2 separate regions of the Homo sapiens genome follow, and region 1 is linked to region 2. A link is a loop called in an ENCODE intact Hi-C map of the cell type or tissue named here. Cell type or tissue: PC-3. All regions are shown on one strand. Links, peaks and the distances in the headings refer to the core of each region. The heading gives the core; the rest is flanking DNA. Region 1 has its middle 110 kb from the start of SERPINE2. Region 2 has its middle 130 kb from the start of FAM124B.

What was found. A loop is a pair of places that touch in the nucleus more often than their neighbours do. Peaks named below come from ENCODE experiments on the same cell type or tissue, not always from the same donor. Only the 100,000 strongest peaks of a DNase experiment are listed, where the experiment ranks them.
Region 1: a loop joins it to region 2, with 5 times the contacts of the local background. A loop is called at or near these places in 7 of 110 quality-filtered maps.

The regions. Positions count from the first base shown.
Region 1 is chr2:224,136,722-224,152,613 of GRCh38, reverse strand. No RefSeq gene overlaps it. Among named protein-coding and RNA genes, the nearest start is that of SERPINE2, 110 kb to the right of the region's middle. In PC-3, for the core only: no CTCF peak of the experiment used is centred there; a DNase peak (open chromatin) is centred at 6,563; H3K27ac peaks cover 1,986 bases.
Region 2 is chr2:224,260,694-224,276,585 of GRCh38, reverse strand. No RefSeq gene overlaps it. Among named protein-coding and RNA genes, the nearest start is that of FAM124B, 130 kb to the left of the region's middle. In PC-3, for the core only: no CTCF peak of the experiment used is centred there; a DNase peak (open chromatin) is centred at 7,945; H3K27ac peaks cover 1,460 bases.

The DNA.
Region 1 (15,892 bases), core at 5,558-8,057, 120 kb after region 2:
AAGAAAATGTGGTACATATATACACCATGAATTGTTACTCAGAGCTCATTTCTTTTGCAGCAACATGGATGAAGTAATTATGCTAAGTGAACTAACATAGCATCAGAAAACCAAATACTGCATGTTCTCACTTATCAGTGGGAGCTAAGCAATGAGTACATGTGGACACAAAGAAGGGAACAATAGACACTAGGGCCTACTTGAGAGTGGAAGGTGGGAGGAGGATGAGGGCTGAAAAGCTATCTGTTAGGTACTATGCTTATTTCCTAGGTGATGAAATAATCTGTACACCATGACATGCAATTTACCTATGCAACAAACCTGAACATGTACCCTGGAACCTAAAATAAAATATTAAAGAAAGAAAAGAGAGATGATATTGTTTTAAGTTGCTAAGTATGTGGTTATTTGTTATGCAGCAATAGCAAATGCGTCTACCCCGTTGCCTGAAATTCCCTCCCATGTATCATTTCTTGAAGGATGTATTAGTTTCTTATTGCTGCTGTAACACATTACCACAACTGCATGCCTCACACAACACAAACTTGCTATCTTACAGTTCTGGAGGCCAGGAATCCATACCAGGTCACACTGCACTAAAATCAAAGCGTCAGTGGGGCTGAATTCCTTCTGTAGGCTCTAAGTCAGACTTTGCTTCCTGCTTTTTCCAGCCTCTAGAGGCTGCTGCCTTCCGTGGCTCATAGCCCCTTCCACCAATCACATCGCGATGACCTCTGCATCTGCCGTCACATGTCCTCCTCTGACTCTGACTCTCCTCCCTCCCTCTCTTACTTATAAGGACTTGTGTGATTACACTGGGCCCCCTCCAATGATGCAGGATAATCTTCTCATAGTGAGATCCTTAATTACGTCTGCAAAGTTCTTTTGCCGTGGAAAGTAACAACACAGTCACAGGTTCCAGGGATTGGAAAATTGACCTCTTTGGGGGCCATTATTCAGCCTCTTGTAACAGGCTTCCCTAACTTTGGTCTGCTTTTAATCTTTCATTTTTTGCTACTTGAAAGTGAGTAATACTTTTTAGAAAGAGTTTCTTTTCCAATCTTACCCATTCACTTACTCAGTATTTATTAGATGCCTATTTCACAAGACCATCCTGTTGTATAAATCAATAATTTATATAAATGGCATCCCTTCTGAAGTTGTTCAGTCTACACAAACATACCAGATGACTCTACTCATGCTTGTTAGACATTGAGAAAGAGATGTAGTGTAAACAAAATGACAAATCCCTGCCTTTATTTATTGAACGACTGCAGGAGGCTAGGGTGGTGTCTGGGCATGTGAATTTTCTAAAACTCCCTAGGTTATTCTGATTTGCACTGAAACATGAGGACCACTGAAGCCCTCAGGCCTGACACTACCTAGACCTCCTGAAGCAGAATCTTCATGGCGGGGGTGGGGGTGTCATAGTCCGTTTGGGCTGCTCTAATAAAATACCACAAACTGAGTGGTTTATAAACAACATAATTCTTTTTCTCATAGTTCTGAAGGCTGGGAAGTTGGAGATCAAGGTGCTGGCAGATGCAGTGTCTGCTGAGACCCACTTTCTGGTGTCCTTTCATGTTGGAAGGGGCAAGGCAGCTCCCTGGGATAGCTTTTATAAGAGCACCAATCGCATTGACGAGAGCTCTACCTTCCTGGCCTAATTACCTCCCAAAAGTCTTCATCAGCTCCTCATACCATCACCTTGGTGGTTAAGATTTCAACATAAGAATTTTGTAAGGGACATAAACATTCAGACCATGGCAGTGGGGTAGAGACAACTGTCTTTTGAAAATCTCCCTTATGTAATTATGATGGACACAAAGCCTTGGGTTTGTCTGCTTGAGACACGATGGTCTATCAGTTGGTGCCTAGAGGGCATGAGATATGGAAATTATGTTTGATGGAACTGGAGGAAGGAAAGAGTAAGGTAAGCAAGTGTCCCTGGGAAGCCCGAGGGAAGGACATATCCTCCAAGATCAGGGAACAGGAAGGAGTAATATAGGGAGAAAACCCATAAAGTAAAATCCTCTTCTCCACTAGGCAGTGGTGGTGACAGGGGCAACCTGAGAAAGGCTAGATGTTGGGGCATCTGTCTCCATTGTTGCACATGGGATCCTTAGTATTCTTAATAGTTGAAGGGACCAAAAGTGAGGTATCTGAAGGCCAGATAGAATCTGTTTTCAGAAGGTTGAAGAGAGACATGTTGAGGGGATAATTCAGAAGGGCTGTTTATACTTGTCGAGGCTGTAAAGAGCACAGGGAAGATTTTTAGAAAACGATTTTAACAAAAAACAAAATAGGAAAATGGAAAGTGTATTCATCACCATTAAGAGCAGAAGAGCATTTGGGAGGCCGAGGTGGGCGGTTCACGAGGTCAGGAGATCGAGACCATCCTGGCTAACACGGTGAAACCCCATCTCTACTAAAAATACAAAAAGTTAGCCGGGCGTGGTTGCGGGTGCCTGTAGTCCCAGTTACTTGGGACACTGAGGCAGGAGAATGGCGTGAACCCGGGAGGCGGAGCTTGCAGTGAGCCGAGATTGCGCCACTGCACTCCAGCCTGGCGACAGAGCGAGACTCCATCCAAAAAAAAAAAAAAAAGTAGAAGAGAAGAGAAAATGGCCTCTGAGAAGCACTTTAGGGCACAAGTCAAAGCGGCAGAGGGAAGGCAGGACTGTTTATAAAAGCTAAGTTGGAAGGACACTCACTGTGAGAGGGAGGCAGCCCGGGCTCAGAGGCCCTGGGCAAATGCAAAACCATCTCAAGGCCACGAATAGCAAGAGACTGGACTCCAGGCACCAAGAGGAAGTCAAGGGCCGGAGCTCTGGCCTGGGTCAGGACTGTCTGTGCTTCTGCTCAAATCCCCCAGGCAGGGAGGAAAATCTAAGGGTCTGATGAATGTCTTCTCATTGTTTACATGGTGAATGCCATGTTGTTTGGTATCAAAGCAACTTTTAACAACATTAACAGAATGTTTAAAGAAAATATGCATTTGTAACACCAACTACCTAATCTAACAGCAGAATGAAATCTTCGAGAACAACTATTTTGAGGATTGACATTCACACATATAGGCATCAAACTCCTATTCTGATTCAGAAAATAATTATTCCCTTAAAACATCTTGCTTTCCACATCTAGTTGCATGGAGAAAGATGTGAAATAAAAGTCAAGTCAAATAATGCAAAATAAAAGCCACAATTACACTTGGATAAGTGAAAAAAAAGAAAAATAACTCTTAATTTCACCCCTGAGAAACAACATTTTCTGTTTATACATGTATTTACACTTGTATTTCCTAATATCATACTGTACATACAACTTATTTTGTGCACACACACCACTTTATATAATTGGATCATCTTTTTATGTCATTATATGTTATTCTCCTGCCACACCAATAATAATGCTTATTTAGTAAGATATTGTATGGATGTGCTGTTTCTCAAGGTTCTCCATAAGCAGGTATGCATTTCAGAGTTTAGCAGCTGGGTCTTCAGTCATTTATTAAGAACTGAAAAGTTCATTCTCAAGGCTAAATAATAAGTGTATTAACATTTATTTAACCAGTAACCTGTTATCTGATATTAAGGTAGTCTAATTGTTTGATATTATTAAAATGTTGTTGTAGATACATTTGTGGTCAAATTTATTTCTTTTCATATCTCAGAACATTTTTAAAAATTAAATTCCTGGAAGTATAAAAGTTAGGTCAGAAGTTATACGCATTAAGAATGTATTGAAAATGTGCCCTACCGAGAGAGTGAGCCAATTTATACTCCTGCCAACAGTATGGGAGAGAGCCTGTTTTTCTCTACCCTCACCAATATTGGCTATGGTCATTTAAAAATTATTGCCATTTAAAAAGTGAAAAATGCTATCTCATTTTCAGTCACGGCCTTTTGATTACTCATTAGATTAATCTTATGTTTTTGTCTATTTATATATTTTTCTTTATGAATTACCTGTTCATAATGTCCTATGCTTATTTTTCCTGGCAAAGGTGTTAAACATTTATTGATGGGTTGATATTTGTTGATATTTGTTGATTTATAAGATCTATCGATTTCTAAAAAGTATAATATACTCTATATATTAAGTATATTAACCCTGGTCTGTCTTAGATGTTGTGAATATTTTTCCTAGTTTGTCATTTACTTTCTAATTCTGCTTAGGGTGAGTTGGGTTTGGTTTGCTTTGTTTATTTTGTTTTGAAGCCTAGTAGCTTTCTTTTTTTTTTTTTTTTGAGATGGAGTCTCACCCTGTTGCCCAGGCTGGAGTGCAATGGCGCAATCCTAGCTCACTGCAACCTCCCCCTCCCAGGTTCAAGTGATTCTCCTGCCTCAGCCTCCCATGTAGCTGGGATTACAGGCCCATGCCACCGCGCCTGGCTAATTTTTTGTATCATTAGTAGTGACAGGGTTTCACCATGTTGGCCAGGGTGGTCTTGAACTCCTGCCCTCGTGATCTGCCCACCTGGGATTACAGGCGTGAGCCACCATACCTGGCCTAGCTTTCAATTTTTTAAATATAACCAATATAAATATAACAAACAAAAATATCCATTTTTGTTTCCCTTCTAGCCTTCTCCTTTTGCTATTATATTTTAAAAAGCCCTCTCTACTACAAAATTATTTAAATATTGGCCTATGTATTATTCTAGAATTATTTTGGTTCTCAATCGGTTGAACTTCTTTTGGGTGTAGAATATAAGGAAAAGATCAAATGTTTATTCCCAAATATCTGGCCAAATGTCACAACACTCTCTATTAAATAAATCATCAAGTTCCCTTGTTTGAAAGCTACTCTTTCCATGCAATGATATTAGCTAATCCTTATTGAATAGTAACTATGTCCCAGGAACCATGCTAGGTGCTTTTCATGCATTAGTCCCCTTCATCCCTACCCCATGAGTTTCTAATATTATCTTCACTTTACTGAGGAGGAGATGAGCACAGAAGGATTCAGTGCCTTAGGCAAGATCACATAGGAAGTAGAAAGCCAGGAATCAAACCCAATCAGGCTATCTTCAGAGCCTAAATTCTTTCAATACTATACTATACTACCTTCATAAGTTTTGATATATTCTTCAGCTTATTCTGGACTTTATACTCTGTTTATTTATTTTTTCTTTAATTATAGTATCATTACCTTTACAACTGTATAATCTATTTTACTATCTGGTTGGGCGAGTCCCCTATGACTCAGAGCCTATGCCTTGGGTTCCTTAGCTTGCTCCGCACACCAGGATGTCATCACCAGAAGCAGGCTGGACACAGCTCTGGATGCTAGAACTAGAAGTCCCTTCTCTGGGGCTACTTTAGACACTTGAAGTTGGAAATATTAGGGTATTCTGTTAGCACTTCCATGTACTTCCCAGAAGAGCTTTGAAATTCAGGTTGTCGATGCTGGCTCCGTCAAGTCCCTGCTCTGATCCAGTCATTTCCATGGTCATTTGGAAGTAAAGGCATTGGCTCATAACAGTCTTCAGCTGGAACCCCATTATAATTTTTAAAGTCTAAATGTATATTTCAATGCTGCCTCTTTTAAGGGCAGTCCCTTTCAACTTCACCTCCACTAACTCTTGGTGCTCTTCTCTCAGTTCATCTGGGCTATGGCCAATACTCCTTTCCTCTCCCACTTGTTCCCATTGGCCTTCCAGGATCACATCCCTCCCTATGTCACAAAGGGGATTGGGGAACTTCACCCCAAACTCTATGGCTCCCAGGCACAACGCGTACTTTGAATTAAAGGCCCTTAGAGATTATCAGGTGCTAGAAGAGACCTTTACCATATCACATAAAGGCTGGACAGACCCACCAAGGAGAACAATTGTTTTTTTAGTCCTTCTGCTCCTGTCTCTTAATCCTCTACTTCTTCTAAATGACAAGCTGAAGCTCTTTTATCTGCCTATAGTCTGGACCTACCAGAGAAGAAAACAATGACCTCTGGTCCCTTCTCTGAGTTTTCATTAACTGAAACCGTATCACAGGAAGGAAGGCTAAATCTGTCAACAAACCCAGACAGACTTTTATCACATACCATTGTACACTCTGCAGGCCCAACAGACTTTGCCCGAGGCCATTGTGTGTTCATCAGCCCATTGAATTCTTCTAAAAATCATTTACCATCCCCCTAAAAATCAGCCATACTTCCCCATCTCCCTTTCTGCAAAGAAACAGGGTATATGAGCCTATGTACCTCCATGGAATATGAGGCAATCGCCCTGTGATTCTCCCTGCGTGCATGGTGGTCATAAATTTTAAAGCTCTTTCTATTATTAATCTGCCTTATTTAGAGTTAATTTTCCAGGGATACCTCTGAGGGTGAAGGAGAAGTTCTCTTGGCCCCAAATATTGAGACTTTGACTCACCCATTCCCCATCAAGTCCCTGACCATTCACCCACAGAGCTGTTGTACAGTCTCTACTAACTTCCTGAAGGCCAAAAGAAGAGAGCAAATTCCAATAAATAGCAAATGAAGTTCTGACCAAGCTACCAAGCCCAGCAATGGGTCACGTGCTCTTTAGAACATCCTTTCATGTTTCCAGAACAGGATGTGATTCATTCCCAAGGCGGCGTCCTCCCAGTCACACACACCAATAAAGGAGAGCTTGGGCCAGATACAACAAAATCACAAACAACTGCACAAAGGGTATGTTTTCCCATGGAATGTGCCCTATGATATTATGCAGCAATGTAGCCTTCTATTTCCATATTGCTTAAGCCTACAGTAAAGTTAGCTTCTATCTCTTGAATTCACAGCAGGTTGCAATGCTGTGGGTGCTTGGACTGGGCTGAGTAGTGATGGTGATGCTGGTCTGAGATTTAAAATATTTGACAACAGGTTTAGTCACCCCACAGGTTGATGATTAAGAAGAAAATTGCCAGAAGACACAATTGCCAGAATTTAGGGGAAGACTTCCCTGGGACTGTCAATTCTTCCAAAAACAAACCAACCAACAGACACCCCCACGGCATTTACCATAGTGCCTGGAACACAATAGGCTGTCATTAAATGTTCCTTTAATATGAAGAGAGAATATGTTTCATAAATGCAAAGGAAATCATATAGGTTGTATAAAGTTAATGGTTAAAGACCCAACATTTCAAGCCTAATACTTTTTGAAAAGAAATTCAAATTAAAATTTCTTTAAAAAATGTTAATGAACCTCACTTGAAATCTTAGGGGCTTTCCTTGGCTTTGTGCTACATTTTAGAAATTAGATAAAGAAAGAAACCTGGAGGTTTATGAAAATTTTGATTTATATAATTACTTTTCAAAAACCATGTCGTATCTTGCAAGACCTTCTAGGCTCTGTGCCTTTGTGCAAGTCTGTTTCTTTATGCTTGATTTGAAATTATTTTAGATAATACACATTGATTGAATGAGGCTCTTTCCCCTGAACCCCATTTTCCCTCAGCATTCCTCTACCATGAAAACATGTGCACACTCAGACACACACACCTAACATACCAAGGACATTTTCATCAAAATATTTGATTGGATTCAACTGGATCTCCTTCATTTTACAACTCAGTTTGAGAGTCTAGGTACAGACAAGCTCAAATCCAGTCTTATTTTCATTTATACCCTATTACATTATTTATTAGATAATGGGTTGTTGTCCCTATTGTAATCCTGAGTGAAAATTGGTATCCCTGACAGAGTAAATAAATAGAGGGAAAACCAAAACATTTTCAAGTGAATCACTACATTTCTCATTGAATGTATAGCTATATTTTGCAAGTTTCCTTTTTATTTTTATAAATTGATGATCCCCCAGGGAAGCATCTACACAGACAGCGTCCCATATAGACAGTGTCTCACATGCTTTAACCTCTTACTTCAAGTGACTTGTTGGCAAGTGGTCCTCCAAAAAGAGACTTGTTCTATTTCAACTTATTCTGGTTGTGAGAGCCTTGATGTAATGCCTCAAACTTGTTTTTTCAGTAAAGTGTGTGGATTTTAAGCATTGTTTAATATCAATAGACTCAGGAACTGGACTTATTTTCTCTTTTTTTAAACTCTGTGAAATTGCACAGGTTTTGGTGATTTCTGATTTTTCACAGGTTTTTTTTTAATGTTTCCTAACAAAGCAATTATTAAAAGCCTTGACCCTGAGTCTATCTCACATGCTCCATTTAAATTTACTTCTATGAAGTGGCCCTCTTTTAAGACAATTAGGAAGCTATTCAGTAATTCTTTGAATTTAACCCCTAACATATTCATAGCTGGGTTCTTACAATGAAGTTTCTTTGTCAGAATCCCACTACCTTTAGAATATTTTATTAGGATTTCAATATTTCCAAATTTAGAGGCATAAAATCTCAAAACAATCTTGGCAATATGTTCCAGTATGAACAATATGTGGCGCTGGGTGCAGTGGCTCACGCCTGCAATCCCAGCATTTTGGGAGCCCGAGGTGAGTGGATTGCTTGAGCCCAGGAGTTCGAGACCAGCCCAGGCAAAAGGGCAAAACCCGGTGTCTATTAAAATAATAATAATAATAATACAAAATTAGCTGGGCATGGTGGCCTGTGTCTATAGTCCCAGCTACTCAGGAGGCTGAAGTAGGAGGATCGCTTGAGCCAGGGAGGTGGAGACTACAATGAGCCAAGATTGTGCCACTGCACTCCAGCCTGACAGCCTGAGTGACAGAGACAGACTTTGTCTCAAAAAAAAAAAAAAAAATTATAATACCTTACTCAGTAGAATATTCTGATACATTTCTTAACTGAAACATACATCATCTTTATTGACCCCACTTCATAACACAAGTGCTATCATTCTGGTCGAGTCAGAAGAGGTGGTGCTAAGACACCACTGCCTGTTTGGAGGACTTCTTATGTGCTGGGCAGTTCCAGAAGCACCCATGCATGGGAGGCTGTATCCAGGAGTTGAAGATGATTTGTGGAGTGGTTTTCTTAATGGTTGCTGATTCCTAGAATTGCTTAAACAGTAAAAGCATAAGCCTATGTTACTAGGCTCTATTTATTAATGAGCCTTTGGCTTTGATTTTGGCTTGATTGATTAAGCTCATTGCCATCCATAATCCCCAAAATTAGTTGTAGAAAGAGTGCAGAAGAAGACCTTGTTGAGGAGCACCAAGATGACACTCAGTAAAGTACACAAATTTGCGAAAATTTTGCTTCTGATATTCATATAATCCAATTTTCTTGATATTTAGAAAGAAATATATTCCTTATCCTCCTCCTGCCACAGAAGAAAAAAAGGTTTACTTGTTGCTTTCAAATGTCTATCAAGATCATTACATTTTTTTCTTTCATTTACACATGTAGCAGACAAGAGGTAAGGCAAAGTGGAGTCCTTACATCCCAGAAATGTTTTATCTGACCCAGTAAAACAATTTTGTTTTGATTTTTCTTTTAAAGCCAATATATATTTATTATGGGTTTTGTATTTTTGTTATTTTCCAGATGTTATTTAGTCTTTGATTTTCTGTCACCATTTACTGGCCAGAAGAGGGCTCAAAAGTGTTGGAAATTCTAGACAACTCCTGTTGTTTTCTTTCCCTTGAACTGATTTGTATATATTAACAATTGTTTTTGTAAATTGCTTCGTGGGATCTTGGGTGTCACTTTTAGCTGTCATTTTTTTTTTCCTTTTTTATACACTTCACAGGATAGCAGTATTTACTTTTATGCAGCTCAGATTTCATGGTTCAGCAACATTTGTTCTAATGACAAATCTCCTGTCTTTTATGCAGTGAGTCAATGACACATTTGGAGTAATTTGATTAATACACTACTTTTTAAATAGTCAACAAAACCCCATATTTCATAGCTTCACTTCAACAGGAAAAAGTTTACATGCTTCAACTGTTATGACAACCTTAAGTCATATCTGAAGTATTTTAGAACATTTATCTCCATAGTCAATGCCTACTTTATTACTTCCCTTATTTTGTTTTTCTTGTCACTCTTTTTTCCCCTTCTATTACTTTTGGATCATTTATAAGAGCAGTTTCTACGTCAAATTTAGTACACTGAAGTTCGAGGTTACATTATTCAAGATGACTCATATGAGGAAAAGTAGATCCAGACATAAGCAACCCTTTTGCCCTGGGCAAGTCATTTAATTTTTGTGAAACCCAGAAAAACAGATTGAAGATCTCTAAGGTTGGTTCAAAAGCTTGCTACATCACCGGAACCCTAACCAGAATCCATTTTTCAGCCTGCAGGCAGGCTAGCACCATTGCATCAGAAGAAATTTTTATTTTTCCTTTCTCCATTAGCCAAACATATATGTACTATATTCCACAATAGGCTAGTTACTGTTACCTAAAGCCCTGTAACTTCCAATATTTCCTGTAGAAATTCAGAGTCCTTAAATGGGCAATATTTTTATACAAGAGTTTTCTCTGAGCAATCCCCACACAGCAACCTCGCTCACTCTGCAGTCACCAGGGCTGGGCATATTATAATTCTGTGCTCTCTGGATAACTTGGCCAGGCGGGTATGGCAGCCTGCTTTTGGTCCCTAGTCATTGTGCTTCCCCTGGAAGTTAACAGGGAGCCTTCTCCTAGAAGTTAACAGAAGTTCTTTCCAATCTGGCCAATGATTACAGTTTGTAGTAAAAAGTACACGTTTTGAATAATGAGATGCCTCTTTGCCGCCAGAGGTTGGTTTCTCTTCAAAAGAGCTCTGCGTATAAAACCTCATTCATCTCATCTTACGAATCAGAGCCCCATTTCCCTTGTACAATAGAAAAGCCAACATATAATATGACAAATACTACTTCTAATTCTACTGTCTTTTAACTTTCATATCATTGCTTTCCTACTTTGATGTGCACACTAATTATCTGGAGATCTTGTTAAAATGCAGATACTTGTTTAGTCTGGGGTAGGGCCCAGATTCTGTATTTGTAACAACGTTCTAGGAGCTGCTTGCTGTTGGTGGTCTGTGACCACTCTCAGAATAGCAGACTAACCAATAGCATGCATTGGGCATTCCTCACCTGTTCAGGGATAGATAAGGTACTCAGTTGTTCTAGTAAGGCAAGAAATACAGTCAAATCATTTAGGAGTATTCACAAAAATCTTGCTCTTATTTTATCCCCCATTCCAAGTGAAATTGCTTGCTCAGCAGTTCCAACACACGGCCCAAGGGCTGATCTCAATTTCCTTAAACTACTCCTGGAGTAGAAGAAATCTCATGACCCCTAACGAGTTAACACTAAACTTATTTACTACTTTAAAAAAAAAATCATTATCTGAAAGATCATACCCTAAACGAGCCTGGACAAAGGCAACACGATTATTTTACATGTCTCTTATAACGTTCCTATGGATATTCTAAAGTTTCTTCACTGTTAATTGTATAATCTCCTTAATTTATTCAGAAGAACGCCAGTGCTATCCCATCAATCCACCTGTGTTTTGAGTGCTCATTATGCTGAAGTCACTGGGAGAGGTAAATGATGCAACAAAAAGCAGACAATACTGTTCTTTTCCTTGGACACAGGTTCATATTGAATGCTTACAATGTACCAAAGATTTTTCTTGGCTCTTTTTGTAATTTGCCTCTTTGAATTTTTACAAAGCCTCCGAAGTAGTTATTATTATTATTTTAACGTTATAGGAACTGGGGACAAGTTGCTTGTTCAAGCTCACACAACTAGCAAATGGTGGATCAGAACTTTAACTCAGAAAGTCAAGCTTAGGGCAGGGCACAGTGGCTCACGCCTGTAATCCCAACACTTTAGGAGGCCAAGGTGGGTGGATCACTTGAGGTCAGGAGTTCAAGACCAGACTGGCCAACATGGTGAAACCCCATCTTTACAAAAAAAAAATACCAGAAAAAAAAAAATTAGCCAGGTGTGGTGGTGCACACCTGCAGTCCCAGCTAAGGAGTCTGAGGCACGAGAATTGCTTGAACCTGGGAGGTGGAGGTTGTAGTGAGTCAATATCATGCCACCGCACTCCAGCCTAGGTGACAAGGTAAGACTCTGTCTCAAAAAAAAAGACAGTCAAGCTTGGGTGCATGGATTTTCAAACAGTATAGTCTACTGTGTATATATCTCATGAGCACAAATGTAAATCTACCTAATTCTTGCAAAGAATTTTGATGAGTGGAGCTGAGGGCTAGAGAACTGCTTTCCCTGTAAACAAAGATATTGCCCTTTCCCCTCTAGGGCAGAAAGGAGGATGTGGGGCTTACTGGGCAACCAGGTCTGGTCCAAGCCCAGGTGTCTGTGCTTCCAAGCTGTGTTACCTTGGGCTGGCTCTTTCATCTCCTTAAGACTTAGTTTCTGCTATGGATGGAATATTTGTGTTCTCCCCAAAATGTGTGAGTTGAAACCCTAATTCCAATATGATGGAATTTGGAGGTGGAGCCTTTGAGAGGTAAGTAGGTTATGAGGGTGAACCAAATACTTCATGTTCTCACTTCTATGTGGGAGCTAAATGGTGAAAACTCATGGACACAAAGAAGGGAACAACAGACACTGTGACCAACTTGAGGCTGGAGGGTGAGAGGAGGGAGAGAAGCAGAAAAAATAACTATAGGGTTCTGGGCTTTGTGCCTGGGTAATGAAATAATCTATACAACAAACCCCCATGACACGAGTTTACCTATGTAACAAACCTTCACATGTACCCCTGAACCTAAAATAAAAGGTAAAACAAACAAACAAAAAACAGCCAGGCGCAGTGGCTCATGCCTGTAATACCAACAGTTCGGGAGGCTGAGGCAGGCGGATCACATGAGGTCAGGAGTTAGAGACCAGCCTGACCAGTATAAAGAAACCTCCATCTCTACTAAAAATACAAAAATTAGCCAGGCATGGTGGTGCACGCCTGTAATCCCAGCTACTCAGGAGGCTGAGGCAGAGGAATTGCTTGAACCTGAGAGGTGGAGGCTGCATTGAGCCGAGATCACGCCACTGTACTCCAGCTTGGGTGACAGAGAGAGATTCCATCTCAAAAAACAAAACAAGACAAAACCCACACACACACACACACAAGCAACCAACCAATAACAAAAAAGAATGGTGCTGTCTTTATTTTATTTATTTATTGTTTTTTTTTTTTTTTTGAGATGATGTTGCACTCTTGTTGCCCAGACTGGAGTGCAGTGGCTCAATCTCGGCTCACTGAAACCTCTGCCTTCCTGGTTCAAGCTATTCTCCTGCCTCAGCCTCCCGAGTAGCTGGGACTTCAGGCGTGGCCACCACGCCTGGCTAATTTTTTGTATTTTTAGTAGAGATGGGGTTTCACCATGTTGGCCAGGCTGGTCTCGAACTCCTGACCTCAGGCGATCCACCCACCTCCACGTCCCAAAGTGCTGAGATTACAGGCATGAGCCACTGCGACTGGCCTAGGGCTAATGCCTTTAGAAGAGGCCAGGCAACTAGCTCCTGTCTCTGCTCTCTCCCATGGAGGATTCTAGAAGTCTGCAGTAGGCAGCCTGGAAGAGAGTCCTCACCAGAATCCACCCGTGCTGTTAGACTGATCTGGAACTTCAGCCTCCAGAGCTGTGAGAAATAAATTTCTGTTGTTTATAAAGTACCTAATCTATGGTACTTTGTTACAGCAGTCCAAACAAACCAAGATAGTTTCCCTCCTGCAAAAGGACATGAAAACAATAGTACCAATCACATATAGGTGTTACTATAGGTAAATGAAAGAACACATCTACAGAACAAACCCTCTAAAGCATTAACTGACAAAGAATAAAACAGTGGTTAGCAAGGATAGGAGAGGGGGAGAAGGAAGTGGGAAGATGTTGGTGAAAAAAGGATACAACGTAGCAGACATGTAGGATGAAACAGTCTGGGGCTCTAACGTACAACCTAAGGACTAGAGTTAATCACATTTTATTGTATTAGGGATTTTTTGTTAAATAAGTAGGGTTTAGTTGCTCTCGTCACCCCAAAAAAGTAACTATGAGAGAAGGTGGGTGATATGATTTGGATCATGTCCTCACCCAGATTTCATGTCTAATTGTAATTCCCAATGTGAAGTGGGGCCTGGTGGGAAGTGATTGGATCATGGGGATGGTATCTCACAAATGGTTCAACGCCATCCCCTTGGTTCTGTTCTTGTGATAGTGATCGTGATATAGATCTGGTTGTTTAAAAGTGTGTGGTGCCTCCCTCCTCACTCTTGTTCCTGCTCCTGCTATGTAAGACGTGCCCGCTCCCTCTTCTGCCGTGACTGTAAGTTTCCTGAGGCCTCCTCAGAAGCCTAGCAGATGCCAGCATTAGGCTTCCTGTACAACCTGCAGAACTACAAGCCAATTAAACCTCTTTTCTTTATAAATTACCCAGTCTCAGGTATTTCTTTATAGCAATGCAAGAACTGACTAGTACAATAGGTTAACTTGCTTCACCACAGTAACTATTCGACTGTCTATATGTATCCTATTGCATCATGTTGTAAACCTCAAATATACACAATAAGATTTATTTATATAACAAATAAACAAAGATCAAAATAGTGATTGCTAGTTAATATTAAAGAGGGCCACAATTCAGATGTCAGTGTGGACATGAACAGCAGGAGGAAAAGACCTTGTGCAGGGACAACCCATACACAGCTTGGTGGCTGGAGGTAGAGGGCAAAGAGAAGGAAGAGGGGAAACTCCTGGGGTGAAAGCCTCATGACCAGGGAGAAGGGGGCCATCGATTCAGGCAAGGATGTTAGAAGGAAGGATAAGTTATGATAGAAGACACAATTCATTCTATGTAGCATTTACTATGTGCTATTTACTATTCACTCTCTGCTAGATGCTTTATAGCCACTGCCTTATTCAGTCCTCAACACTAGAAGTGAGCACTATTTATTATTATTATTATTATTACCTCCCCATTTTACATATGGGAAAAATAAAACTTAAAGAGGGTAAATATTCTGCCCAAGGTGACCCAGCCATTTGGGTCTGAACCCACCAATCCGAATCAAAGTCATGTTCTTTTATTTTTTGTATAAGGGGTACAAGTGCAGTTTGGTTACATGGATATCTTGCATAGTAGTCAAAGTCATGTTCTTAAGCACTATGCTGACCACAGGTGGGTGATAAAGCGGAAATAAGTATGGAGCCAAAACTGGTTTCTCTCTCCTCTATATCACAACCTGTATGTTTGGATTCCACCTTGCATTAGGGTAATGTGTTATTTCCTCTTCCAGATTATAAACTCTCTAAAGGCAGACTTTGAAACCCTTGAGTTCTCAGTGCCCTGGACTCAGGAGGCAATCTCCTATCTAGGGAAAGAAGGAAGGAAGGAAGGAAGGAAGGAAGGAAGGAAGGAAGGAAGGAAGGAAGGAAGGAAGGCAGGCAGGCAGGCAGGCATAAATAACTAGAAAGAGTCATCAGGACTAGACAGAAAGATTTTGATGCCATTTGTACAGAGAAAATATTTCACTGATTCATAAAAAGAAAACTAACAATAAGGTGCAAATAATATTAAAATCGTGTAAGGAAAAAAGCCATTCAAACCAAGAGGACTTCTGTGGACTATGAGCCATCTCTTATTATTTTCCCAGGCACTTTAACTTTTCACAATTAAATGAAATCTCTCTGTGCTTGTCATTGAATCCTTTGAAGATCAAGTATATGGAAAACACCCACCATTTGTCAAGGTACCTCTTATTGCAACCATTCTTTTTCTTTCCCTTTTTGTCTTTTACATCTGCTTTGCCCTCCCATCAGGGAAAGTTCAATCAATTTTTCTTCTGTGCTATTTGAACCTGTAGATGGCTATTGGCAGCATCCCCCTTCCTTCATTTATATCAGCCCTCTTCCAAGTCAAATTTATAGTTGATGAAAAGTTTGAATCCATTTTTAGTGCAGTCATGATAACTTGGCAACAAAAGAGAGATCATGGCACAGAATGGGAAATTAGGCTTCTTGTTCACACA
Region 2 (15,892 bases), core at 6,489-8,988:
GGTCTTAGTCTGTTTTTGCTGCCTTAACAAAATAACTGAGGTAGCTTACAAACAATAGAAACTTGTTTCTCACAGTTCTGGAGGCTGGGAAGTCCAAGATCCAGGTGACAGTGGACTTGGGTGTCTGGTGAGGGCTTCCTCTCTGCTTCCACAATGGCTCCTTGTTGCTGCATCCTCACATGGCAGAAGGGATGGAGAAGGGACAACCTCACTCCCTCAAGCCCTTTTGGTAAGAGTATTAATCTCATTCATGAGGGTGAACCCTCATGGCTTAATTACCTCCCAAAGGTAATCCCATCACCTTGAGGGTTAGCTTCCAACATATGAATTTTGGAAGGATGCATACATTCAAACCATAGCAGAGGGGCCCCCAGTTTTAATTCCACATATATTTAATTTGGTATTGTAGGTGTTAAAAAATTATCTACACGTGGACACATCGGGGGATCAACACACACTGGGGCCTGTTGTGGGGATGTGGGGGGAGGGGGAGCATCAGGAAGAATAGCTAATAGATGCTGGGCTTAATACCTAGGTGATGAGTTGATCTGTGCAGCAAACCACCATGGCACATGTTTACCTGTGGAGCAAACCTGCAGATCCTGCACATGTACCCTGGAATTTAAAACAAAAGTTGAAGAAGAAAAAAGAAAATGAAAAAAGTATTATCTATGTGTCAGTCAGCCTAGAGTGTGTACTTGAGTAATCATCCTAGCAGGTGACATACTTATTCTTATAATATTGTCATTATTCAAAACATTTACTTTCCTTAGATCTTATTTGGAACTGCCCTAGAGTCAGTTTGCACACTGGAGAACAAAGCTCACCGTTTCACGTTTTGGATCAAAGTGGAATTCTACGGCTCAGTTGCCCACTTTAACTCATCTGACTTGGAGCTAAGTGACTTTTCTTTGTTTTAAAAAAATCATACAAAGGAAAAATTTTATCACTATTAAGGGCAGTGAGCAATGTCTCTAATGGCAATTCAAAAAAGCAGTTTCCAAAAATAACTTGTATATGGCTGAGGCACACTTCTGGGATGAGGGAGCCATCTCTCAAGGATGCTTCTTTGAAAAGACCATACCCACTTGTTATGTGTGCTTTGAAACTAGACAGATTATGTTATATCATACCTCATTCATTTAATTTATCAATCCAGATACACTTCTGTTAGGAGCTTTGGGAGTGTGGTTTGATTTTTTAAAGCATCACACTGTGCCCATGTTCTACATTCCGCAATGCGAAACATGGACTTCAGCTTCTATCTTTCTTTAAGAATTAAGTTCTGTAGATAGGTTACAATGCTACAAGTGGAGAATAAGCAATATAAAGGGCTTAGTGAAATATGAACTTGGGAAAGTGAGCTGTTAGTGTCTGAATGATATTTTAATATGTCAAAATTAAGTTTTGACAAATCAGACTGGAGACATGTCATAGAATTTCATTAGTGCAAGGGCTTTTAGAGATCCTCTAGTTACAATCCCATCATCTTTTGGATTTAAAATATTGATGGCTCAAGCTTACATGACTAAGACTAGAGAAGTAATTTTCAGCCCTCAGAACTAATGCATCAACCTTTGAGCAGAATACCATCCTCCCATCCAAACTGACCCCGTACTGTTAGTTCCCCCATGGTACCCATCGCTGAAATACTTTTTGAAATTGTGCATTCATGAAGACATCTACATTTCTTTAGCTATTTTTTAATATATGATTTTTTATTCTATAAAGAAATTAATATATCTCATATTTGATTAATCTATAGGTGCATTGATTTCTATGTAATGTGTGTATTTGACTTTGCATTTTTTGTATGGCCTGTTTTATTAGTGAGCTAAAAATTGCCCTTTTAAAAATATGGAGTAAGGATTTTGTCCACAGGTTTTGTATGTATGCAAGAATTTTGCTTTTTCAATGTCATCTGTTTAAACTAGATGAACTTCTTTTCATCCTTTAAGTCTCATAAGTGTCAGTTTCTTGGAGAAGTCTTCCCTCATTTTTCAAACCTAGTGAGATGCACCTGTGCTTAAACCTTGGCATTGGAAACCTATACTCCTTCCTTGTAACTCTCAACACATTTGTAGTTAATTGTTCATGGCAGTCTTCCTTGGTAGACTCTGGACTCCATAAAGGCAGGGACCCCAACTGTTGCGGACCCCCATATCTCTCCATCATGTAGCATGCACATAGCAAGCATTTCTTCTCGTCAGGACTCTGGGTTACAAGGTTACAACTCACACCAACTTATGCAGGAAGAAGGAACCAGTGGCTCATGGAGCTAAAACGTCTGGAGATAAAAGTGGGTTGTTTCATCACAGCTGTGTTCCTGGACTTAAGTTTTGTCCTTAGGATGATTTTTCCTCTTGTTGCTCTTACTCTTAGATATATTCTGTCTTTGTAGTGGCCAAGATGACTCTGGTTGTTCCAGGCTTACCTGATCCTTGGTACCCCATGTCTCACAGGGGTATCGATTCAGCAAATATTCCAACGAGAGTTTTCATTGTTCTGCTTGGGTTGTGGTCTCATCCATAAGCCCCCCATGGCTGAAGAGCCTGGTGTTCTGACTACCTTAGTCAGGATTGGGAGACATTCCAAAAACTTGGAGCAGAGGTCAATGCCACCTGACCCATACAGATTGACAATGATTTCTAAAGGGAGAAAAGGAATTCTCTTATCAGAACAGGGGGAATGAATACTGGGCAAGCAGAAACATTAATAACAATATTGATGACTTATATTTATGCAGTGATCTATGTGGATTTACTATTTGTTTTTAGACAGTGTCTTGCTTTGTCACCCACGCTGGAGTGTAGTGGCGTAATCATAGCTCATTGCTGCCTTGAGTTCCTGGACTTAAGCAGTCCTCCCGTCTCAGCCTTCCAAGTGTCTGAGGCTACAGGCATGCACCACCATGCCTGGCTAATTTTTGTATTTTTTGTAGAGATGGGGTCTCACTATGTTGCTCAGGCTAGTCTTATACTCCTGGTGTCAAGCAATCCTCCCACCTTGGCCTTCCAAAGTGCTGGGATTAGAGGTGTGAGCCACTGCACCCGGCTTTTACTCATTTAAGATGTGCACTAAAATGCTCAGAAAACTGTTGTTGAGGGAATGAAGGAATAATACAAAGTTTTATGACTAAGGCTGGCCTATATTTCATACCTATGGTATATTGGTAATATTATGATTATATGATTATTACTATTACTATTTATTGACTGCCAGAAACTTTGCAACTGGATCCCTGTACAGTGATAAGTTAAGAGATTTTTCTATCGTTTATTACAAAGCAATCTGAAAGGCCAACATCTCTCTATTGTTTCTCATCCCATATGTATTTGAAGAACTTTGTACTTGTCTTTGTTTGTGGCTTGCAATTTGCATCTAATTTCTGGCGTTTATTTTTTTCATTTTAGCACAATTACCTGCTATCTCATTGTGTTCTCTTGGGTAAGCTGACCAAGTTTTTTCTTATAATTTTAATTTGTATTTAGAATGTTTACATAATTAATTTGGCTTCTTCCCACTCCTTCTTCACTTTTTCATATAGGATAGCTTCCCATCTCCCACCTCTAACTCTTGGGATCTTTTTATTGTTCTTTTGAGAAACACTGAGCTTCACTAGATGAGTTTTCTGTTAAAAGTCTAGTCCAAAGAGATTTTGCTATTTTACTAAGCCTATTAATTTTGGCATTTGCTTTGTTATTAATTTTTTTCTAACTTCATTTCCCCCATAGTTTTCTTAAGTATTCTAAATTCCACACTAAGACCTTCCTGTTTTTCCACTGAGTTTTAACCTTCTTTGAGGAAATGTAGCAAAGTTCTTAAAATGCATTCTTGAAATCCCTGAGACTGCGAAAACTTCTGCATGAGCATTCCCAGACACAATTTCCAGGGGAAAGGATGATATCTCTCATCAGAGTTCAAGTTTATGAAGCATGAATCTTTCAGAGCTGAGGTCCTCTCACCGCAATCCCGCTGGTAATTGATGAACTGATCTTCAGCTTCTCGCATAAAGGGTGAGGGCCAGGGTTTTTGTCATGATTGTGTCTTGGACTTTGGCCCTGTTCTCTATATAGGGAGGGTTTCAAAAGAAGAGGGCTCAGACTGTCAACAAACTTATCTTCTGTCCTGGGTCAGTGACTTCAGAGGGTCAACTTCTCAGTATGACACGGTCTTTGAAGACTTCTGTGACCCTGCTACTTTGTGGCACCCTCTCCAGATGCAGCACTGCCCACCCCCTGCCCAGCCGTGATTTATCTGCAAAGGTAGAACCCTCTCCTTTTCCACACATGCCTATTTAGGAGATTAGTGACTCATCATGTATGTTGTCTTTCTCTTTCCTGTATTCCTGGAGAGTTCTGGGTCTCCCTTTACTTCTTAGACTTGAATACATGTGTATGGGAGCTGGATGTACAAAAACCACATCAGGCAGCAAGCTCCTATCTTCTTTATGTCCTTATTGATGTTACTGTGCTCTGGTTATGCTCTGCCCAAGTATAACCATGTTCAGTCCCTGCTGCATGTTTTCCAGGCTGCTGGCACCTAGGCTCCTCTCTCCCTCACAATTCACCTGCAGTGCTAAGCAGGGCATTCTTTGCCCCAGCCATCACTAGCAGAACAGAGGAACACAGGGATCAGGTTGAAGCTGAGAGGAAGGACTCCCACAGAAGACTCTGTGCCATAGGAGTAACCAAGTTAAGGTTCAGACACAACAGACTACTTGTAAACACCACATTCTCTACATTAGAGGTGAGATGGAGGCCAATGCTGTAAACCCAAGGGTTCTGAGGCTGCCAAAAAAAGCGGGGGGGTTAAAGAATTTGGAACAGGATATAGTGATTTAGCTGGATTGAGATGTACAGCTACAGTTAGGCTGGATTAAAATGCAAGAGGTAAAGAAACAAAAGAAAATAATACCTGGGATTCTTCCCTATAATCTAAGACTTCCTCAGCATCATTACTGCAGGGTTAGTGATCTGCTAATAGACACTGTGTATGTGCTTGTTTGTGTAGTGATAGAAGAATGAGGTGGACACATGCTGATTGTTGACCAGTATGATTGGGAAGGGCATCAAATATCACTTTGGTCTTTATTGACTAAATATTTTGGAAATATACGTATTCCTTAGAGAATGAGTCTCCTGCAATTTCAATCTTCCAGTAGTAATCATTGTTAACAGTGTGATGTCTATTCTTCCTATTCATATATTAAAATAAATGCACATGTACCCACACATAGATATTTCATACACCAATGGGATCATCCATAATCCTGTTCTGTAGCTTGGTTATTCTGCTACCAATGTATTTTAAGTACCACCATTTAAAAAATGAATTTGGAAACAAAATATATGAATATTTCCTGAAAATTTTCCTGAAGAGCATCAGATTTGATTACATCTCTAAAGAAGCACCAGGGAGAAGTTTAAAAGATACTAATGATTAAGTCTGGAACACTTCTTAGAATCAATGATTACATTTCATAAACTCATTTTTTTTAAGTGAAAATCATGCTGGTACAGAATTAGATAATCTCAATGTGAAAATTGCAGCAGTCACCAGCTGACAACCAATGAAACACAGATGTAACTTTGGAGTGTGTTAGCTATTTAACAGGTTCAAATCAGATCAGAAATTATGAGAGTCAGATTAATAACTGAAATTCTAACATGTTCCACGGTGCATGCTTAACATTTTGCTCTCTTTGCCCTTGACATCCATTTTTAAAAACTGGCTGTGATTATTAAAGTATCACATTCTGAACTATAGTGTTAAGTTAACAAGCGATTACACCAGGGCCATCAAGGTCAAAGGTTGAAACCACATAAATAGTAGAAATTAATGAACTAAGACCTCTAGCTTCTAGGTTCCAGCCAACCTTTCTTTTTGATAAAACACTTTCTATTTTGAGAGAATTACAGACTCACAAGAAATTGCAAAAATATTACCAGGAGACACTGCGTACCCATCCCCCAGCTTCCTCCAGTTGTAACTAACATCTTACTTAACAACAGTACGTTATTAAGCCTAGGAAATTGACATTAGAACAGTACAATTAACTAGACTACAGATATTACTTGGATGTCACCAGATTTTGAATACACTCTTTTTTTTTACATGCTCTGTGCATAGTTGTATGATTTTACCCCACGTATAGATTTGTGTAACACCAGAGCTAACAAGACACGGAACTGCTCCGTTACCATGAGGGAGTTCCTTAGCACTACTCTTTTATGCTCAGATCCTTCTCTCCCTCTCTAAGTCCTGGCAACCACTGATCTATTCTCCATTTCTATAATTTTGTCATCTCTGTATTTTTGGCTTTATGACATTCTTTACTACCTCACAATCAATATTTCTGGTGCAGATCTTCTCTGAAATGTCCATCTGGTCCCATTCAGTCTTCCATATTTTGAGGCCTGGAGTTCCTTGATTCAATCAGCCATAAAGGTCACAGATGATCAGTGGTTGATACTGCAGTGAAGAAAGCAAGATCCGTAGAATCTAACGCCAGTGACAATGAGAACTGGACTCAGCCTAATTTCACCAATGTATTTCTGGGGCTATTGTAACAAAGTACTGCACGCTGGGTGGCTTAAACAACAGAAATGTATTGTCTGATGGTTTGGGGGCTGGAAGTCTGAGGTCAGGCTGTTGGCAGGGCCATGCTTTCCCTGAAAGTACCAGGGAAGGATCGGTCTTATGTGTCCCTCTTACCTTCTGGTAGTCTCCTGACTCATGGCAGCACAACCTGTCTTCATAGGATGTTCTGCCGTGTGCATGTCTTTACATCATGCTCTGTCAATACATCTCTCTCTCTGCCTCTCTGTGTCCACATTTTCTCTCTTATAGGGACACCAGTCATATCGGATTAGGGCCCACTCTAATAACCTTATTTTAACTTGATTACCTCTGTAAAGATCCTATCTCCAAATAAGGTCACACTTTAAGGTACTAAGGGCTAGAACTCCAGTATACTATATTTTTTGGGAGGACACAATTTAACCCTGTGAAGAAGTTCCCTGAAAAGAGATTTAGAAAAAAGAGGTTTTATTCCAGTGAAAAGTTGCAAACTGCAGAGATGTAGCTTCAGTATTAACTGGAAGTGCATTCCAGATAATAAGAAAAGGGTTTATTTTTTATAGAGAGTGTGCCCACCTAGGTTCCCTCTCAGGTCCTCTTATGTGAATGAAGGATTCAAACTTGCTTAGTTTTGATTGCTTGATCTTTGATGAGTTCTGATTGGTTATTTAGGTCACAGCCTATTAGGTGGTTTAGGTGGCATAAATAGGAACAGTGAAAGTCCCAAAGTTAAGCTGACCTGCAGGTTTTCCAAAAACTCAGGGCGTATCTGTGACCTTTAGTTAACAAATGGCCTAAACTGAACTATTGGAAACTACTGTCTACATGGTGAAATCCAAGAAAGATGGCCAGGCGCGGTGGCTCAGGCCTGTAACCCCAGCACTTTGGGAGGTCGAGGTGGGTGGATCACCTGAGGTCAGGAGTTTGAGACCAGCCTGGCCAACATGGTGAAACCCCATCTCTACTAAAAATACAAAAAAATAGCTGGATGTGGTGGTGGATGCTTGTAATCCCAGCTACAGGGGAGGCTGAGGCAGGACAATTGCTTGAACAAGGGAGGCAGAGGTTGAAGTGAGCTGAGATCACACCACTGCACTCCAGCCTGGACAACAAGAGCAAAACTCCATCTCAAAAGCAAACAAAAACAAAAGCAAACCAACAAAAAACCCAAGAAAGATCCTTTCTGCGGCTCACTTGGGCTCCGTCTAAGTTCTTGTTTCCCTTACAAGAGACTCACTTCTCTCCCAGTTAACTTCAGAAATGACCTCATCATCCCAGAGAGTTACCTCCTCTTCTGAAATGTTCCAAGAAAATGAACGTTCTTTAACTCTACAGTAAACATAATCTCTAGGCAACAGGGCTTCAATGCCAAAAATAAAAATGGAAGGCTTGGTTTTCTTATAGAGTGACTCAGCTTTTTGTTTGTGTAAGCTAATTTTCTCTGAACTAGAACTGCTGAACTATATAGTGTACATAGCCTGATAGATTGCAGACTAATAATGAGAGGTACACCACATCTTTCCGGCAGTTAGATAGAGGCAGTAGGCAATGAAGGTTGGAGAATTTTTAAAATGCTTTTTTCTCAAAACCAGTTTTGAACATGGGGGATTGCTCAGTATTTTCTCTGTTTTCTAGTGTTCTTTGTCTTTGCACATATTCCTTATGGTAGATTTACAAACAAAGCAAAATATTAAATAATGCCAAAAAATAAAAATTAAAAGTCTCAGCTAAAGAATTTTTAAAATCGTGCTTCTAAAAGGCATAAAGCAGAGGTAGCAAATATAACTTATTGATAATAATTATATCTATAATTTATTAAATACTGATTGTGAGCCAGGCACTGTTCTAAGCATTTTATATGCATACATTTATTTTAGCATATAATTAAGGAAACTTAAAAGCGGGTAGTAATTAGGAATTAACAGCATTCTGAGTTTTTAAGAAACATGGATTTTGTGTGGCAAAGTAGATGGTTGAAATGATCACACAGATGTAAAAAAAAAAATCGGGGAGGAATAATGGCACACAGAAAAGAGTAATGTATTATGATCTGTTTAAGACCATAGTATCGGCTGGGTGCGGTGGCTCACGCCTGTAATCCCAGCACTTTGGGAGGCCGAGATGGGCAGATCATGAGGTCAGGAGATCGAGACCATCCTGGCTAACACGGTGAAACCCCATCTCCACTAAAAATACAAAAAATTAGCCGAGCGTGGTGGTGGGCACCTGTAGTCCCAGCTACTTGGGAGGCTGAGGCAGGAGAATGGCATGAACCCGGGAGGCAGAGCTTGCAGTGAGCCGAGATTGCGCCACTGCACTCCAGCCTGGGCAACAGGGTGAGACTCAGTCTCAAAAAAAAGAAAAGAAAAAAAAAGACCATAGTATCATAAAACGTCAACTTATATAACTTATTCAGTTAAAAAAATGAACTTCAGAAAAAATTCATGAATATTGATCAATGATCAATGGCACTCCAAACTTTTTAACTCATACTGTTTGAGTGATAATGTATAAAAACGTTTTAGATCCTAATATACCTTTTTAATATTTAAAGATGGTCATATGACATTTTTAACCAAATGAGTTGGTTTAAATGAAGCATTTGGAAAACAGTAGCGTTACACAAATGCTGAACAGAATTATATTCATAAGATATTTAGAAAACTTAAGAGTAGTGACCATAACTCCTTCCATAGTAACAACTTTTTGAAGAAACCTGGAGTCTATTTATTTAGAGATGTTTTCTACATTTAGGTTTTGAAGCTCAAGTGACATGAAAGCTCAATGTGTTTTCTTTCCTACAGGTTATATGTGCCTCTTGAAATTAAGAAACAGACAAGCCTATTTCCTAGAAAATGTGGCAGGTTTTTTATTGGAAGTTGTCCAGTATAATATGGATGACACATTCTCTAAGATAAGAAAATGAAGGAAGAAGGGGGAAAAAGAGATGGAGAAAGGTGGAGAAAGGAAAGCTCTACTAGGTGTTTACTGTATGTCTAGATGCTGTAAATTTATTATAGAGGAAGACACATGGTGTACCATCTCCTTATAGTTAAATAATATTCAAACTTCCAGTCTTTGAGTAGCACTTGTTTAGTGTATAGTTCTTCCAAACTCAGTGATGAAAAATGTCTGTTGCCCACAATTTCCTCTTCTTTCTCATCTTTTATTCTAAATATACTTGGAGCTATTTCAGAGTAATAGATTCACTGTAGGACAGAATTTAACTATTTCATTATAATCATTTACTTTAAAAATTTTAAAAAGCTTTTTCATTAAGTATGAGTACTTCAAGCTCGACCTATTTCATGGTAACAATTAAAAGTAAATAGAAAAAAATTGAATTATGTCTTATGTAGACTGAAGAGTAAGACATGGGGAATTTTAATAATTTGAACAATTCCGAGTTGCAGGAAATATAAAAGAAAGTTTTAATAGAAAGACAATAACATTTTTAAAGCTCTTTTAATGTATTGGATCACGGAATAAGAAAGGTTTTGAAGTGGAAAACTTGTAAACTTTGATACCTCCAGAAAAAACAGCAACTCTTTTGGGAGATTAAGGCAATGTTTTTGAAGAGTATCAGAGATTCAGGGGCATGTCACTGAGTCTGAGGTGCCTAACAGAGGCCATCTCACCCATCCGGTTATCCTGTCCTGCCTTAGCCTGGGAAGCTGCCAAAGACAGGAAGCAAGAACAAGGACAGCCGTCTGATAGAACAAGGCAATGAAAGTGTTTTGCAACTTATGTTGACTTACAATTAACATTTCTTTTTGTTTGGAACTAATTATGAACGCACAAGAAGCTGCCAAAAGTGTACAGAGAAGTCTTATGTCCCCTGCATCCAACTTTCCTCAATGTTAGCATCTTACATACATAGCACATTATCAGAACGAGGAAACTGACACTGACAGAATACAATGAACTAGACAACAGATCTCACTCAGATTTTACCAGTTTTTATATGCACTCTTTTTTTTTTTGGATTGACATTTACAAGTTGAGAATATTTAACTCAAGTTCCCAAAGTCCTAGTCAGCAATGTCTCTAATACTTTCCCTCGCTCTATTCCTCCTCCTTCCTTGGTTCACTCACCTGCTCACTCTTTTCCTGCCTGGTTTCCATCCATTCCACATTGGTACTCATTTAGTACCGGGTGATGTGCTATGTGCTGGAAATATTAGTGAAGACAGAGAGTGGTCGTGGGGCCCTCACCCACCACCCAGCCATCTCTCCCACCTTCTCTGCCATCCTCATCAGATCCTAAACAAGCCATCTGATGAATCTTCCAGCCTACCATCTCCTCCAACCCACTCCTTCCTATACACAGCTCTAGGGTAATCTTCCTCAGGCACAGTTCTTAGGTCACCGTTTCTCTTGATAAAGAGCTTTTAGAAATCTCTTATTCACGTTGGTGTGCTGCACCCATTAACTCATCATTTACATTAGGTATATCTCCTAATGCTATCCCTCCCCCCTCCCCCCACCCCACGTCAGGCCCCGGTGTGTGATGTTCCCCTTCCTGTGTCCAAGTGTTCTCATTGTTCAATTCCCACCTATGAGTGAGAACATTCGGTGTTTGGTATTTTTGTCCTTGCGATAGTTTGCTGAGAATGATGATTTCCAGCTTCATCCATGTCCCTAACAAACCTGCACGTTGTGCACATGTACCCTAGAACTTAAAGTATAATTAAAAAAAAAAAGAAAGAAAGAAAAAGAAATCTCTTATTTACCAACAGAATTAACTAGCACAACATGTGTTTAGTAACTACTATAAAAAGTCCTATCCTTCCAATGTCCAAAACTCACGTTCTGGCCAAAGTCTACTATTTGTGGTTCAGGAACTCCTCTGCATGTTTTTACCTCTTGTTGCTCTATTCTCTGGAATGTCTCCCATCTCCCCCTGCAACAGATACATTAAGCGCAGTTCACGTACCACCTCCTCCATGAAATCTCTTCTGATGGCTCCAAGTAGATGCAATTTTCCTTTCTTTAATTGCCCCACCCCCAGTATTTCATTGGCAGTGTTTATTTTCTCCATCTCATTTGGCGTCAGACGGGTCTATTTCCGCTGCTAGATAATGCCTGCCTCTGTAGAGGGCGGAACTCTGCATCATTCTCTTGTAGTTTTTCGTTAATGTTTGGAGAACGAACATGGGTTTGGAGTCAAGAGAGAGATTCATAGTCTCCCTACTCCTGCAGGTCTCTTAGGGCTCATGTGCCTAAGTCTTGGACATTCAGTAAAATACTGCATGCGGAGTGCTTCCCATAGGGCCTGGCACAGGAAACATGTATGAAATAAAGTTTTCAAGCATGGGTAGAAAATGGTCTTTCCAAAAAAAGAGAAAACAAGTTTTGTAAATATGGCTATTTTCCAAGGAATTAGAGGTTCTTGGACTAGTGAACACCTCAGAATATCTAAAACAAGTGTTGAGTTCAGAACCCTCTGAAAGCTAGAGTCATTCTGAGAAACGAGCTGCCACTAACTCTTGACAACATGTGCTTGGAATAACACGGTCTGGCTGGGAGCAGAAACTCCCAGCTCCTCTCCCCAAACACACTTTCCAAGGATCTGAAACGGCAGAATCATCCACATCCTTTTTCTCCCCTCCCCCTCCTCCATACGCCTGGATATTTTACCTGCATGTTACCAGATGACAGTTATACTTTCCTCCTAATTCTCTTCAGAAATACTTGGTAGAGACAATTCTTGATTGTTTAATTCACAGAAAGACTTGGCTTATGATTTGCGTATGTGTTACCTAATTTGCATATCATTTATAAGTCTTTCTTTTATTAGCCTGAATGATTGAATTGAATCTGTATACATTTTTATCCCTCTAAGGGTACGCAAGGCCCACATTTTATCAGAATTCAATGGATTCTTAGGGATATAGGCATTTTTTTGTGATTTAAACTGTAAAGATTAAATCACTTTCTTATTTAAAGGGTTAGAAGATTCACTGACTTTGTAACCAGCATGCCTGGTCTCCAATTCAGCTGGCAGGAGCTCTCTGCAAAATGACAATCATTCCAAGACTTAGAAGCCAAATATTATGTGGGCAGCCTCCAGTTATCTGGAAAAAAGAGTTTAGAGGTTACTTTTGAGACTGATAAAGTTGTTCTGCCAGAAGGCCAAGATCATGTAATTTGATCTTTTGCAAACTTATGGGACGTGCACCAAAATAAGTTTGCAAGGAAAGGAACATTCAAGGATCTCCATCTATCCTTTATTGTTAATGAGTAATAATGAAACAATGATATGAATAAGGACTATCACAGAGCAAGGGCTTATCTTCTCCCAGACCTTAGACTAAGCAGTTTATACTCTTTCTCCTAGAAATTCTCAACAGTATTTCTATCTTAGTCACATTTTTAAGATGAGAAGCCCAGGCTTAAAGATTTTAAATCACTTGCCCAAAGCCACAGGGTTACTAAGGGACTGGATCAGGATTTAAAACTGAGTTTCTTTGACTAAAAGCTGTGTCTTAACCACTGTGATCTCATATATTGCATTTTCTGAACTACTTTTAAAAAAAGACTTTAAATTTATTAAATTACTTCATCCCCCTTGCTTTCTTTTCTTTTCTTTCTTTCTGAATTAAATGTTCACACTATCATGGGGAAAATATTGGATTTAGTAACCATCCACTCTCTCTCTTATTTACTTTTTTTGTTGTTGTTTTTGAGACAGAGTCTCGCTCTGTTGCCCAGGCTGGAGTGCAGTGGTGTGATCTTAGCTCACTGCAAGCTCCGCCTCCCGGGTTCAGGCCATTCTCCTGTCTCAGCCTCCCGAGTAGCTGGGACTATAGGCACCCGCCACCATGTCCAGCTAATTTTTTGTATTTTTAGTAGAGACGGGGTTTCACTGTGTTAGCCAGGATGGTCTTGATCGCCTGACCTCGTGATCAACCCGCCTCGGCCTCCCAAAGTGCTGGGATTACAGGTGTGAGCCACCACACCCAGCCATCTTATTTATTCTTAATAACCACACTTGTAGGACATTATCAGCTTCACATTTAAAGATCTGGAAACTGATGTTCAGAGAGGCCATCTCACCTGCCCTAAGTCACACAGCTCATATGAGGCAGAGCGCAGATGTGAGCCTGTTCTGAACATGACGGCACAAAAGTGTCTTCCTGGAGGAACGTTTAAAGGAAGCTTATGATGAAGCTCATTAAAATTCAAACCTTACTCTTCACACTCCAGATTCTTTCCCTTAGCACCTGTTGGCTTGTTGATTTTAGTGTATCATCCCCAATAATTTCTTGGGGTGTGCTTTGGAGTTAGGGAGCAGTAACAAGAGGCATGGTCAAGGATAGATTTTTCTCATTGATGCCTATTTTTTTTAAGTTTCCAAGGTTGTTGTTATTTATAAGAGATCTTATTATACCTTTTGCTTCATGACTGAAATCTCGTAACATTCTTAGAAATATGTGGGTTGGTAACTACAAATTTAAAATCTTTACAGCATGGAATTTTCTTAGGTAAAAAATCTTTTATTCTGAGAAGCGATCAAAAATAGATTTGCGGGATTTTGATGTGCCCTACGGGAAGGCAAGTGGTTATGTAGCTCTAGTTGAAAATTAATGTTTGTCCTTTGAAGAGCCAGGTAGGTGTGAAGAATGTGTATTAATTCCCTGATACCTAATATGATGTCATGTAACACCCAGCACTTGACAAATTATGGATTTTTTTGAGGCTTTTTCCCTCACTCAAGCAAATACTGCTAATCCATGCCTTGTCATAATGAGGCCTCAGCTACGCTGAATCCCCTGAAATGCCGCAATATAGGCCATGTGCTGGGAGGTGGTCTTGTCTTTCAAAACCAGCATCTAAAGTGATTTAACTCCACCAGAATTTCTCAAAGTGTGGATCAAGGACAATTTGCATCAGCAATATGTGGGATGGGCCTGGCACAGTGGCTCACGCCTGTGATCCCGGCACTTTGGGAGGCAGAGGCGGGTGGATCACTTAAGGTCAAGAGTTCGAGACCAGCCTGGCCAACATGACAAAACCCTGTCTCTACTAAAAATACAAAAAAATTTACCTGGGCATGGTGGTGCATGCCTGTAATCCCAGCTACTCAGGAGGCTGAGGCAGGAGAATCATTTGAACCAAGGAGGCGGAGGTTGCAGTGAGCCGAGATTGTGCCACTGTACTCCAGCCTGGGTGACAGAGAGAGACTCAGTCTCAAAAAAAACCCCAAAAACCAAAAAACAAAATTACTTGGGACTTATGTTGAAAATGCAGATTCCTTTTCACCTCAGAATCTCTGATTGGGATCCAGAAATTGGGTTCCCCAGCCAATACTTTTGCAGAGTGGAGTTTAAGACCTTATCTTCTGTATTAACTACTCCTGTCTATCCTTATCTTGTCTTTAATCCCACAATAAGAAAGTCTTACTGGATGTAAGAACACAGACTCATAAAGGATGAATACATTTCCTTTCATAATGTTATGTTTCTCTAGTAACCCTTAACGTATTAGGAGTCAGCTGCAGTTTCTCTCTGCAAAGTTAGCATTAGGGATGCCCAAGTTCACAGATGATTCAACCAGTAGAATTCAAAAAACATAATTTAGCAAATGCATTTGACCTCCATCCACACTAAAACTTTCAAAGATTTTAATAAAGCAGGAAATTTGAAATATTGGGTTTTTTACTCCTTTAAAAACATTTCTACAAAGGCCATTTATTCCTCTTATGCTGACTATCAACAAAAGTGTACACTTTAGGCATTCAGATGAGACAGGAAAAATGTGAGGATTCTTGGTGTATGTGTGTGTGTTCTGCCTCCGTGGCTTCCGTTAGGAATATTGCATTACCTATAACTGGGCAGGAACCCAGTCTGCACTCCTCTGTCCAGGATAATTTTTTTTTTTTCTATACAAAAGTAGTATAGGAAATTGGTTTAGGGTACTTTGTAATTTCTGAGACTCTTTCCCCTGGAGATGAGAGATGTTGATCTGAGTGCCTTTCTGCTGGATGAATTGAAATGATGGGGGTAGAGAGAATTATTAAGCCGGAAAGTAATACAGAGCCTTTCCCAGTCTCCCTGGGGGTCAGTTCTATTTTTCTGCATTTGCTGGTGGAAGTAGGGTGGAGTGTGATTGGAAAGCCAAGCTGTACTCTGCAGTTTAGTCTGCAGTTAATGTGAAGACTAGCAGCTGACTTCTCTGCAACGTGGGGAGGCTAAGCTTCAGTTGTCAGAGCCGACTGGGCCCCACAAAGCCCTGATTTACTGCTAAGCTGAAGAGACACTATGCTCCTCCCTAATTAAAACCACGTGGTCTATTTCTGTCATGAAAG